Regions from separate parts of the Homo sapiens genome. Here region 2 is linked to region 1. The links are chromatin contacts, found by Hi-C or POLR2A ChIA-PET in ENCODE. All regions are on one chromosome and are shown on one strand. Each heading gives the region's core, a stretch centred on a gene start or an enhancer-like site at or near the end of the contact. The rest is flanking DNA. Distances are from core to core; before and after follow the strand shown.

What was found. Hi-C counts contacts between places; a loop is a spot of excess contacts on that map. ChIA-PET counts read pairs that join two places held with the same protein, here RNA polymerase II (POLR2A). Pooled maps may share reads with other maps.
Region 2: a map of CD8-positive, alpha-beta T cell shows a loop between it and region 1 (5-fold over the local background). The contact joins the promoter of MCM10 here to the promoter of UPF2 in region 1. A Hi-C loop is called at or near these places in 1 of 168 maps with a recorded cell type or tissue (CD8-positive, alpha-beta T cell), 1 of 37 single-sample maps with no recorded cell type and 10 of 50 pooled maps. POLR2A ChIA-PET finds 5 or more read pairs at or near these places in 1 of 52 experiments (Caco-2).

Annotation. Positions count from the first base shown.
Region 1 is chr10:12,038,747-12,045,685 of GRCh38, reverse strand. It overlaps UPF2 (UPF2 regulator of nonsense mediated mRNA decay), which reads left to right and starts at 2,877. Exons shown (of 22, transcript NM_015542.4): 1 at 2,877-2,931. It overlaps LOC105376416 (a long non-coding RNA gene), which reads left to right. Exons shown (of 3, transcript XR_930666.2): 2 at 1-31; 3 at 1,725-1,887. RefSeq lists enhancers at 2,460-2,709, 3,880-3,969 and silencers at 3,150-3,289, 3,310-3,359.
Region 2 is chr10:13,157,550-13,163,578 of GRCh38, reverse strand. MCM10 (minichromosome maintenance 10 replication initiation factor) reads right to left here and starts at 2,021. Exons shown (of 20, transcript NM_018518.5): 1 at 1,973-2,021. It also overlaps the pseudogene BTBD7P1 and the pseudogene RPL36AP36. RefSeq lists silencers at 1,757-1,936, 1,959-2,272.

The DNA.
Region 1 (6,939 bases), core at 1,628-4,127:
CCTTTGCTTTCGTCTGTGAAGCTGCCACTAGGTAGGTTTTAAGTAGGGAGTAGTATCGTGTAGGTCTAAATAAAAACTAAATAGTTTCATTCTCTTTTTTCCCCATATAGAACAGTTCTGTCAATTGGAGCAGGCAAAAATAACAATGAACATTTTTGAGACTTTTCTCAAAAATTCATCTTGAGAATGTATTTTCAGAAAATCATGAAGTTTGAATTATTATCCGAATAAAAAAATGATGGCCTCTTCAGAGCGGGGTGTTTTTTCTAGTTAAGAGATTACAATGATATTCCCACATCAGGCTTTTGGTGGCTAGCTTGACATCTGTCTTTGGAAGTAAAATGATTGGCAGCATTCTCAGTTTATGTAAAAGTTTGCATAGAGACATAGCAGAAAGAACTTGGGTTTTTGGAGTTAGATTTGAGAATACTAGATAGTATACTTATTAGTTTTGTGATAGTAAATTCATCTGACTCTATTTTTATAAAATGGTGATTGCGATGAACTAAAATCACAAATGTGAAATAGCAAATTCTCAACAAAAAGGCCCTCCTGTTTTTTGATTTTAGGTGATTTCCTTTTAACACCTGATTAAAGACAAAGGTTGACTTGATTTAGGATGAGAAGGATTTATTATATTTATTAACAAAGAGGTAAAGCTTTTTTCTTTCTTTCTTTTCTTTCTTTTTTTTTTTTTTTTTGAGGCAGAGTCTCACTCTGTTGCCCAGTCCAGAGTGCAGTGGCGCTATCTCGGCTCACTGCAACCTCTGCTTCCCGGGTTCTAAGTGATTCTTCTGCCTCAGCCTCCCGAGTAGCTGGGATTACAGGCGCTCGCCACCACATTTGGCTAATTTTGTATTTTTAGTGGAGACTGGGTTTCACCATATTGGGGCCAGGCTGGTCTGGAACTCCTGACCTCAGGTGATCCACCAGCCTCGGCCTCCCAAAGTACTGAGATTACGGGCATGAGGCACCGCACCAGCCAGAAGTAAAGCTTCTTAAGGTAATCCCATGAAATGGGAAAAGGAAACCTTGAAGAGAAGCGTGGGTGGCTATCACCAATATGGTATTTGGGGCAGTTCTCATAATTGTTTATCAATGCTGCAGAATAGCAGTATTCATCTTTCTCTTTTTTTTTTTTGAGACGGAGTCTCCCTCTGTCGCCCAGGCTGGAGTGCAGTGGCGCAAACTCGGCTCACTGCAAGCTCTGCCTTCCCGGTTCACGCCATTCTCCTGCTTCAGCCTCCGGAGTAGCTGGAACTACAGGCACGTGCCACCACGGCCGGCTAATTTTTTTTGTATTTTTAGTAGAGACGGGGTTTCACCGTGTTAGGCAGGATGGTCTCGAACTCCTGACCTTGTGATCCGCCCGCCTCGGCTTCCCAAAGTGCTGGGATTACAGGCGTGAGCCACCGTGCCCGGCCTTCATCTTTCTCTTTCACTATCCTTTAAATGACTGACCTATGTGTAGTGTATAAAAAATATATATTTTTAAATACAGGAAGCAGCAACACTCAGTATGAGAGGATAATTTGCGTGCTAAGAGTAAATGGGGAAGCAAACAGTAAATAGAGGCAAATGGGCAAAGGTTGAGTCATAGGGAACCTGGACTTGCCTCAAGTATTTGTGGTTGGTAGTAGTTCATTACGTGGGCTTGGGCACCAGGTGGGGCCCCCTCAAGTCAAGCAAACGTCAAGACCAGTTTCGCACCCTTGTTCCTCTAGCTCCGGACCAGCCAGAGCCACCTACTCGGATCATGTTGGCAGAACCCAGTACTGTTTCGAGGCCAGATGCACCATTTCAGCAATTCAGGAGGAAATAAGCAGTGTGGATAAACTGATACCCATTTTTGAAAGTCGGCCTGGGTTCGCATTCAGAAGAAATGTCGACGCTAGCCATTTTTTTTTTAAAATGGGTGATTTGATAACTCAGGGAAGTCTTGCCACTGTAATTTTTAAAAGTTTGCTTGCTAGAACCAGGTACTTTCTAAGAAGTGTATGGAAAAAGCCTTGATTCTTCTTCGCCCTGGGTGGTTTTTACGTCGAACACCTAGAAGTGCTTCTGGAAATCCCCCCGCAGGACTTTCGATGTCTTTTAGGGCATTCTTAAGACTAGACCCATTCCTAAGCGACTCCCACCTCCCAAACCAGCCATATGGTTTAGTTTCTCCAGTTTCCAATTTTCTAAATCTTCAACGTCTCCCCTCGAATTAGTCCAATCAAACTTTCTCTTCTTAGACCTCTTCCTTAGGTTCGCACCAGGAAACGCCCAGGAGAATCACGTGGCCGGGCTTGTCCTTAATGGCGCTCCGTAACCCTCCCACTATTCCACCACACTTCCTCGCCTCCCGTGAGCTCCGCCCCGCCCCATTCGCGCTTCCCACCCCCATCCCCCGCGAAGCGCCTGCGCCTGCGCAGCTCCAATTCAGGCGCTTTCCCTTTCCTGGCGACCAATCCACTTCCTGCCTCGGGTCCTCGGAACACTCCACCCCTCCGCTGGGGCCCTGGTTTGAGGTGCTGGTAGTGGCTACCTTACGTATTGCCAGTCTGAAAAATTCGCTCTTCTCATCGACTGGGGAATTTGAAAGAGCTGTTAAGTGAATGGCACTCATATGAGCCTTTGCCCCGGACCCGCCACCCCAGAGTCAAGCTGAGGGCATCGGCATGCCGCAGGGAAGACGATCAGGACTGTTTTTAATCGGGCAGTCGCGCGGATGGCCTTTTCCCTCTCGCCTCCTTCCGCCCCGCCCCCACTCTCAGCCCGGCCGCGCTGGTGAGTGGCGGGCGGGAGGGCTGGCGGGCGGAGGGAGGAGGGGGAGCTGAGGGAAGGCGGGCCCTCGGCTGCGAGATAGGTGGGGGGAGGGGAGGGGAGAGCCCGAGCGCTGGAGTTGGTGCTGGGAAACCCGGGGCTAATGTTGACAACAGGCTCGAGGTGAGTCCCGGGGATCCTCCTTCCCCTCCGCTCCAACGATCGGGAGGAAATGGGGCTGGGGGGCACCGGCCTAGACTCCTACTCCCTGGGGGACCCCAGAGGCGACTCCACACTCCAGCTCTCCGGGGTCGGCGAGCAGTGGAGGGACCGCGGGTCCGGCGTCGTTCTCCTCAGACCCCCTGTCTCCGAGGCTCCCATCAACGCGGGAGCCCCCGGGCCGGGCCATGCTTGGGGGGCGGTGGAGGAGGTGCCTGCCCCACATGCCTGGGCCGGGCCTCGAGACTGGAGGCGGGGAGCCCGCGGTGGAGGGGCGAAAGTGTTCGGGGGCGTGGAGGAGAGCGAGGGGAGGTCGGGGGAAGCTCCTCGAGAGCCGGGAGGGAAGCGAGGGCGAGAAAGTGGGGAGGGCGCGTGTGTGGGAGGCTGCGGAGTGGGGAGACCGGCCGGGAAGGCTTCTGTGGCGAGGGAGTGTGGGGCGAGAAGTTGGGGTTGGGGCAGCGATGGTCCGCGAAGGTGACCGTGGATACCTGTGGGAAGGGGAGTTGTGTCGGGGAAGTGTGGTGGGTTTAGAGGTTCCTACACCACCAGAGCAGGGGTTTGTAGGAGAGGTATGTGTAGGGGAAGGGGCTTGGGGTGTATCTGGGGATGGTGGGCATGGGCTGTTTGGTTGACTTCCTTTTAATCACATAGGCTGGTTGATTCTTCACTTTACCTTCACCTCTTCAAGGCGCCAAGCACTCTCTTCTTGCTAGGACTGTTGGACTAAGGAAGTGATCACAGGATATTTGGTCCCCAGGTTGGCAGAGCAGAGCCAGCTGGGTCCACGCTGGGGTGATCGGACCTTCAGCTCTCTTGCTCATCTTAGAGGACTTACACGACACGAAACGATGCATCAGATCAAAGTGAAACCCTCGCTGACGCTTTATCTCATTTCCATAGTTCTTAGGTGTTCCTTAACATCGTCAGTCTCCTCATTTGTGAGCTGGTACAATTTCTAACAGTTCTTAATACGTCCTTTATACTAAGGATGTTCTTTAAAAAATAAAGTCAGAAACTGGGAGATAGTGTTCCTGTGCTGTTCTGTCCTGACAGCATTTTGAATAAGAGAATTGAAAGGTAAAACCGCATTCTCTCATACTGGAGTGTTTTCGGAGCACTCTGATTGGGATTTCATACATAATCCATATGGTACTTTGCAAGGGAATGTCTTTAAAAGGGAAACACCCCCTTTTGTGCCCTCTTCCCCCCAATACACTCCATTGGTACTTCTAGTAAATTAGTTTTACTTTCTTTTGGAAGTTCAGAATGTATTTAGAATACCAAATAAAATATACAGTTCAAGTGACAGGACACTATTTTGGGAGCTAGGAAGGTGGTTTTAAAGCATGGTTTCCTTTTAAGGGTAGTCTGAATATAATTGTATTCAGCAAACTAATTTGTAACAGCTAATCGGATTCCAGTGAAAAGATCACGACTTTTTCTCCTCACTATCTTGAGAAAGGACCTATTTAAAATTGTATTTGGACTTGAAAAACTTTTGGAAACACTTTAGATGAAAAGTTTGGCTGTTAAAGCTTGAAGTTATTGAAATAAGAATTTTAGCATTTTATTAAATATCACTTAGTGCTCAGTTTTTTAAGTCGACATAAAACAAACGTGTATTGAGGTGAATCACGGTGTTTGTATATTTTATTCGTTTTAGTGTAGGTAGTGAAAAAGCACTGGGTAGTGAGTGTTGGTCCAGCCACGGAAACTAGCTGTATATATAATCTTGGGTAGGTGACTCTGCTGCTATCCTTGGAATGTAAAAATTGAGGATAGAAGTAGATAAAATCTAATAGTCTTTATCTGACTTTACAAATCTTTCATTGTATGCTGAACTTCTCAGTGTTCTTTGTGACAGAACATTTATTAATGCCTCCCTCATGCTAGTTACTATGCTAGAATTTTAAGAACTCTACAAGATAGATAGCAGTATATCCATCTTATTGATAAATAAGTGGACTCAGAGAAGTTGTTGCCTGATTTCTGTAGCTATCAGGCTGCAGAGTTGGGATGCAGATTTAAAATCAGTCCGACTTCCAAGCCCATGTATGTTGTTTTCACAAGTTGCATTGCTGCCTCTTCATGAACTTCTAGATTTTTGTCTTTTTTTTTTGTTTACGGAAATTTAGTCGCAAGTATACTTTGGGCGTATGCTTGTAATGTAAGGATGAAGTGGTTGAAAGGAGATACCAGTATCAGGACTTAAGGGTTTTACGGAGAATCTGTTTTATTATGTTCTAGGGTACAGTCTAATCCTTTTTTTTGTTTTGTTTTTTGTTTTTTGTTTTTCTTGAGACGGAGTCTGGCTTTGTCGCCAGGCTGGAGTGCAGTGGTGCCATCTTGGCTCACTGCAACCTCCGCCTCCCGGGTTCAAGTGATTCTCCTGCCTCAGCCTCCTGAGTAGCTGGGACTACAGGCGTGTGCTGCCACGCCCAGCTAATTTTGGTGTTTTTAGTAGAGATGGGGTTTCACCATGTTGTTGGCCAGGATGGTTTCGAACTCTTGACCTCGTGATCTACCTGCCTCGGCCTCCCAAAGTGCTGGGATTACAGGCATGAGCCACCATGCCCAGCCCCGAGTCTAATTCTTGCATGCCTACTGCAGCTTTATTTCTTATACTAAGTACTTAAAATTTAATGAAGACATGAATCTTATTAAAGAGTCATGAAAGTTTGGGACTTTGTTGAACTAATAAATGATGATCTTTGTGAATTTGTCAGATACTACATGAATTTCTTAATCTTTTCTTTGAAAAATTTAAGATGTTATTTTATCTTCAGAATGAGACATGCTGCCAGCCACAGTGGCTCATGCCTGTAAATCCCAGAACTTTGGGAGGCCAAGGCAGGCAGATCACCTGAGGTCGGGAGTTTGAGACCAGCCTGACCAACATGGAGAAACCCCATCTCTACTAAAAATACAAAATTAGCCGGGCATGGTGGCACATGCCTGTAATCCCAGCTACTCGGGAGGCTGAGGCAGGAGAATGACTTGAACCCGGGTGGCAGAGGTTGTGGTGAGCCGAGATCGTGCCACTGCACTCCAGCCTGGCGACAGAGTGAGACTCCATCTCAAAAAAAAAAAAAAAAAGAGAGAGAGAGAGACATAATTGTAAGTTCTGATGCCATTCTTTGTAGTGTCCTGTGGTCCTGAAATGTTACTTGTTGATGCGTCACATCAGAAAATGTGAAATCTATATAAACTTTTTTCACTTAATGATTAATATCCTTCAATAAGATCATGTTATTACCTTAGATATTAAATTGTCCCCATATGTTTCAGCCAGAGTCTGCTAAAAGTTAAAAACATTACATGAGAACTCCTTAACCATTATGAAGGATTCTTTCTACTCTTGAGATTCATAATTCTGTGGGTTGCTATAGTCAGTATTTACCAGCATGTCTCCCATCTCACAATTTGGTACTCTTAGGATTCTTTGGTTCAGAGAATGGGTTCAGATTCCCATTCTGTCACCAGCTGTGCAGGCCTTGGTCAAGTTACTTGGTCAAGTCTCAGTTTACTCATTTATAAAATAGGGAAAATAATACCCACCTCATAAAGATTTTAGTATTAAATGAGATAATATACGTAAAATGTTTAGTATGGTACCATGAGTAGTGTATTAGTATTATAGTCTTTTTGAAAGTTTGCTTGCTTTAAGGGCGTGATGTTTTCACATTAAAGTTGGATATTTAATTGAAAATGTATAAGAATCAATAACTACACTTCTAGATAATAGAAATGCTGCCCGGGTATAGTGGCTTATACCTGTAATCCTAGCACTTTGGAAGGCCGAGGCGGGAGGATGGATCCCTTGAGCCCGGGAGTGTGAGACCAGCCAGGGCAACGTACTGAGACCTTGTCTCTATTTTATTAAAACAGTTTTTTTTTAAATTAAAAAAATAGATAATATAAATGCTAATGTTGTCTTGGCATAGAAATGCTTTTTCTTTTGTTGTTGTTGTT
Region 2 (6,029 bases), core at 772-3,271, 1.1 Mb before region 1:
GCCTTAGTGACAATCAGGATTTTGATTCAATACTAGTCAGCAAAGCACAGAGAAACAGCGTAGCTAATTAAGACAAAGTTGTATCACTTTGTGCACTTCTCTTTTCATTTAAGGTTATTTTTTAAACTGCAAGTAAGAAAGTATACATTTTTCTAGGCTCTTATTTAACTTACATGTGCTCTTTGGCAAGTTCAATGTCAAGGAACTAATTACAGTGATTATGGTACTTTCTTTTCTTTTTTTAGACAGGATCTCGCTCTGTCGCTGGGGCTGGAGTGCAGTGGTGCTATTGGCTCACTACAACCTCCGCCTCCCAGGCTCCAGTGATTCTCCTGCCCCAGCCTCCCAAGTAGCTGGGATTACAAACGTGCACTACCACACCCGGCTAATTTTTGTGTTTTTTGTAGAGACAGGGTTTCGCCATGTTGCCCAGGCTGGTCTTGAACTCCTGATGTCAAGTGATCCATCAGCCTTGGACTCCCAAAGGTGCTTTTTTTTTTTTTTGAGACGGAGTCTCTGTCACCCAGGCTGGAGTGCAATGGGGCGATCTTGGCTCACTGCAAGCTCCGCCTCCCGGGTTCACGCCATTCTCCTGCCTCAGCCTCCCGAGTAGCTGGGACTACAGGCGCCCGCCACCACGCCCGGCTAATTTTTTGTATTTTTAGTAGAGATGGGGTTTCACCGTATTAGCCAGGATGGTCTCGATCTCCTGACCTGGTGATCCGTCCGCCTTGGCCTCCCAAAGCGCTGGGATTACAGGCGTGAGCCACCGCGCCTGGCCGCTTTTTAAAAATTCATTCAACCAACATTTCCACGGATCCCTCATGTGCCACACACTGTGCTATCTACTGGGGAACCTATTGGACAGTAAGCTTCCTGAGCGTTAGGAGCAAACTGTCTCGTTCAAGTCTGTAACCGGCCTTGCCTTCCCCCAAAATGAAACTGTGCACCCTCCCTCGCCCTCAAATCCACGGCCACTGACAAGTACTGTGGTCCCATCTCCAAAACACTGCTCAAATCTGCCACTTCTCTCCAACTTCACTGCCAGAACCCTAGGCCAAGCCACCGTCAACCTTTAACCCAATGACTGTGTTAGCTTTCTATGTTGGTCTCTTTGTCCCCGTGCAATCTGTTCTGCATACGACAGCCACGGTAATCTTCCCTTTCCTTAGTAACCTTTAGGAACATAAATCAGATCATGGGGGTCCCTTCATTGAAATTCTTTAATGATTTTCCATTGCCCTTAGAAAAAATCTACAAAGCCTGCGAGGCAATGATTCATATTCTCTCTCTCTTTCCAAGCTTTCTACTCCCTCACATTTTCCACAATCCACCACGTCCAATTCTACCCACCCCGACACCCATAACGATGCTCCAGCCGGGCCAGCCCGCTTCCACCTTCTGGAACACACTAAGCTGCTTTGAGGTCTCAGGCTCTGTCGAAGAAAGCTCCCCCCAGGTCCTTCTCGCCCTTCGGTCTCCACTTACTCATCTTTCTGAGACTTTCTGGACCACCCTGAGTCGTCCACTGTCGTGCATTTGTTTACTACCTGCTCGTGCCTTTAAACTGTAAGCGCTGTGAAGGCAGCGGAAATGTGATCCGAGCCATGCACACCGTCCGCATTCAATAATCATTGGCAAATCATGAATACGAGAAACCAATGAATGAATGAATGAATGAATGAATAAAAGAAAGCCCAGGCGGCAGGCACTTGGCAAGCACTTAAAAGGCTGCGTTTAAAAGGAAGAACCCGATTCCTTAGTAGACGGCCAGCAACTCCCAGCCCCCGGCCCGGCCATGCCAGCTCCGAGCGGTCCCAAGCTGCCGCCAAATCCAGATCGCGCCCACCCGAGCTCCCGGGACCCCGCGCCTCTAGCCTCGGACCCCTTGCAACCCGCGCAGAGACGTGCGAGGCGGCCCCGGCCCCGCCGCCCGAGGGTCACACGCACGCCCGGGGCCCGCGCTCCTCACCCGATGCCGGGACGCCTTCTTCGTTCACAGCTGAACCCGCCAAAATTCCAACCGGATCCCGCCCCTGCCTTGACGTCAGACGCACGCGGCTGTGGGGCAGCACTGACTGGCTACGCCAGCGAATCCCGGCCCTGGCACAGAGCAATCGGATTGGTTTACGTCATTGGACGCCCTCTTTGTTGGGGGCAAGGGACCTTCCTGTCGGTAGAAGCCAGTCTCCTTTAGGTAAAATAGAGTGTCTGGCGCCCCCTGGTGCCGGGAAGTTTAAGTCATCCCACCCAGTATTTTCCCTGCGGTCCCATCCCACCTCAACTCCTGACGCTCTGGGACCGACTGTTCCTTTGTCAGCCTTATGTCCATTCGAAATGTTTGGGCTCAGGACCAAACAGATCCGGTCCACTTTTACCCTGTCTGACCTTGGGGAAGTGACTTATCTCTCTGAGTTTCCCCTTCACCATCTGTGCAGTGAGGGAAAGGGTAGATGACATCTTTTACACTGAAACCACCATTTCCCGAGTAATTCCTGTTCCATAGATTTTGGGACTTCTAAGGGGCGTCAGGGCTGAAGAGAACTTATCAGCAGACCATATCTTTCACAGATTTTTTTTTCAGTAAAATTCAGGCCTCTTTATGTATTTACATTCTAAAAAATAGTGTTTGTACATAATACTAAGAACATAGTTTCTAAATGCAGAATAACATTTAGCTTTTACATAATTTCAAGGGATTGATAGCAGAAGAGACTTTGATGGACCAAATGGCCACTTTAAGTCTTTCCCCCCTTTTCCTCCTTGCAGACACTGTTCAGGCACTGCAGTTCCCCCACTAATAATCCCTTTGGTATAAGATCCTATCTCTATCCACTACGTACTTTCATTTTCAGAACAATTAAAATCGACTTTAGGAAGACTGAAGATAAACAGTCCTGATGCCATCTACGTTGACTTTTTTCTGTGTCCTAATGGAATATTACTGCTCCATTTATGAGCTCAGCCCTATTACTTAAACCTATATTGGCTCAGGAATAGGAATACAACCATTTCTGAGAGCTGCTAGTGTTAAAAATTCATAGTAATGGAGGAACTCTAGTAATCAAATTGAAAAAGTATGTTTAAATGCGTACTTTTAAACATACGGCACTAAGGCCGGGCACGGTGGCTCACCCCTGTAATCCCAGCACTTTGGGAGGCCGAGGTGGGTGGATCACGAGGTTAGGAGTTCGAGACCAGCCTGGCCAACATGGTGAAACCCCATCTCTACTAAAAACACACACAACACAAAAATTAGCTGGGCGTAGTGGTGCGCGTCTGTAATCCCAGCTACTTGGGAGGCTGAGGCGGAGAATCGCTTGAACCTGGGAGGTGGCGATTGCAGTGATGAGCCGAGATCTCGCCACTGCACTCCAGCCTGGCGACAGAGCCAGACTCTGTCTAAATAAATAAATAAATAAATAAATAAATAAATAAATAAATGCATCACTACATCTAGTTATTAAAAAAAAAAGATTCGTCATAGATTTATTCTTAGCCATTATGCAGAAATTCCTTGACTAATTCTGATCAGTACTCTGAAGTTCTTTTCTTCACCTTCACTTTCCAGGTCCTCTTTGCATCCAGTTCCGGGCAAGGAGTCAGAAACAGAACCAACCTAAGCCCGCAAACCTTCCTTAAGTGAAGAATCAAGCACTTTTTATTGGAATTAGTATAGTGGTGACTTTGAGAAAAGAAGTGGAGGTGATTTTGAGAAACAATTAGGCAAATAGATTTTTTAAAATCCATTGAATGTGGCTTTTCCGTGCCGATAGCGCTCACACAAACATTACGAAGTTTCCTAAAACCCGCCAGACTTTCTATAAGAAGTGTGGCAAGCACCAACCCCACAAAGTGACACTGTACACGAAGGAGAAGGATTCTCTGTATGCCCAGGGAAAGCGGCGTTATGACAGGAAGCAGAGTGGCTATCGTGGGCAAATTAAGCCGATTTTCCAGGAAAGGGCTAAAACTACAGAAAATTGTGCCAAGGCTTGAGTGCGTTGAGCCCAGCTGCAGCTCTAAGAGAGTGCTGGCTATTAAAATATGCTAGCATTTTGAACTGGGAGGAGGTAAGAAGAGAAACGGCCAAGTGATCCAGTTCTAAGTGTCATGTTTTCTTTTATTATGAAGACAATAAAATCTTGAGTTTATATTTTTAAAACATCCATTGAATGTGGAGATATTAGCGAGAAGGAAGCAGAGAGGGGATGGGGAGACAGGTTTAGGATGACTGTTAGGTTTCTGATTTATACAATAGGGTCGTTTTTGAGGTTGTGCACTGAAGTAGGAGACATAGGAAGAACGGAACAGGTTTAGGGGAGAAGATAGATTTAGTTTTCTATTTCAGAATGAGATGTATGAGAGATGCTGATTAAGAAAGGCACGGTAGCCAGCTTGATCTCCAGATCTGGGGTTCTAAGGAGAGGCCTGGACTCTCCTTAGAATACAAACGAAGGCCAAAAAAGAACAGCTCTGACAGTTATCAACATCTATCTAAAATGAAATCTAAAGCAAACAGCCCATATTGCAGTGGTCCTTAACCTTTTTTGGGCGGTAGGAGGATGTTTATCACAGACCCCTTTAATGTATTAAAAGTGGGCCGGGCACGGTGGCTCATGTCTGTAATCCCAGGACTTTGGGAGGCCGAAGCTGGCAGATCACCTGAGGTCAGGAGTTCGAGACCAGTCTGGCCAACATGGTGAAACCTCATCTCTACTAAAAAAAATGCAAAAATGAACCGGAAGTATTGGCGCATGCTTGTAATCCCAGCTACGCGGGAGGCTGAGGCAGTAGAATCGCTTGAACCCGGAAGACGGAGGTTGCAGTGGGCCGAGATCGGCCACTGCACTCCAGCCTAGGCAACAAGAGCAAAACTCCGCCTCAAAAAAACAAAAAACAAAAAAAAACACAAAAAGTCCAAGCCGAGCCCTTCCTGCTCCCTCTAGGAATCAAAATGGCGGCGAGGGAAAACTGGAGCAGTCCCGGAGCCTGAGCCACTGACAGGAGAGGAGAGGGCGGCGGCGGCGGTGGGAGGAGGATGGCGGCGGTGTGCTGGCGCCGGTGCCTGCCGCGGTGCTGGTGGCGGAGGCGGCGGGGGCGACGGCCGAGGTCCCTGCGGCAGCAGCAGCAGCGGCGGCGGGAGGAGCCTCCAGGTCGATTGAACTGTGGATGAGGAACCTACGGAATACGAAGGGCAGACTGTATAGTAAACACTTGAGGATGCTTGCTGTGTGGTTCTTACAGAATGCACTGTCCGTGTGTCTGGCTGCCCACAGCCTTTCATACTTCAATAGTATGCACTAAAGTAAGGTCTAATGGCCCTGTTCTCATAGAAATAGATGGAAAGAGGCTGCTGGATCCAGGGTTGAAGGTTCCTAATGGCCTCTAGGATTATACTCTGAAGAACCCGCAGACGGAATGCCTGAATGACTGAAGAAAATGGGTGCTAATGCATCTCATTATCCTCATCCATGTTCCGCGAAGGTAGGGGGAAATTCACAGGCCCAACAGACTTTTATAGGGACGTCATCCTATTCTCAGCAAGGCTATGGTTGTGAATCAAAATTGTATAGCCTTGACCATGGCCATGAGAAACCACAAGACAAAAAAAAGAGGCCGGGCACGGTGGCTCACGCCTGTAATCCCAGCACTTTGGGAGGCCGAGACGGGCGGATCACGACGTCAGGAGATCGAGACCATCCTGGCTAATATGGTGAAACCCTGTCTCTACTAAAAAATACAAAAAATTAGCCGGGCGTGGTGGCGGGCGCCTGTAGTCCCAGCTACTCGGGAGGCTGAGGCAGGAGAATGGCGGGAACCTGGGAGGCAGAGCTTGCAGTGAGCCGAGATCGAGCCACTGCACTCCAGCCTGGGCGACAAAGCCAGACTGTCTCAAAAAAAAAAAAAAAAAAAAAAAAAAAAAAAGACCTCTGGCCCTGCTACCTTCAAAAAGAACTTAATTAAGCCTCGAAAATCTGATAGGTCTGCCGATCATGCCAAGCAGATGCGAGAACTCCTCTCTGGGT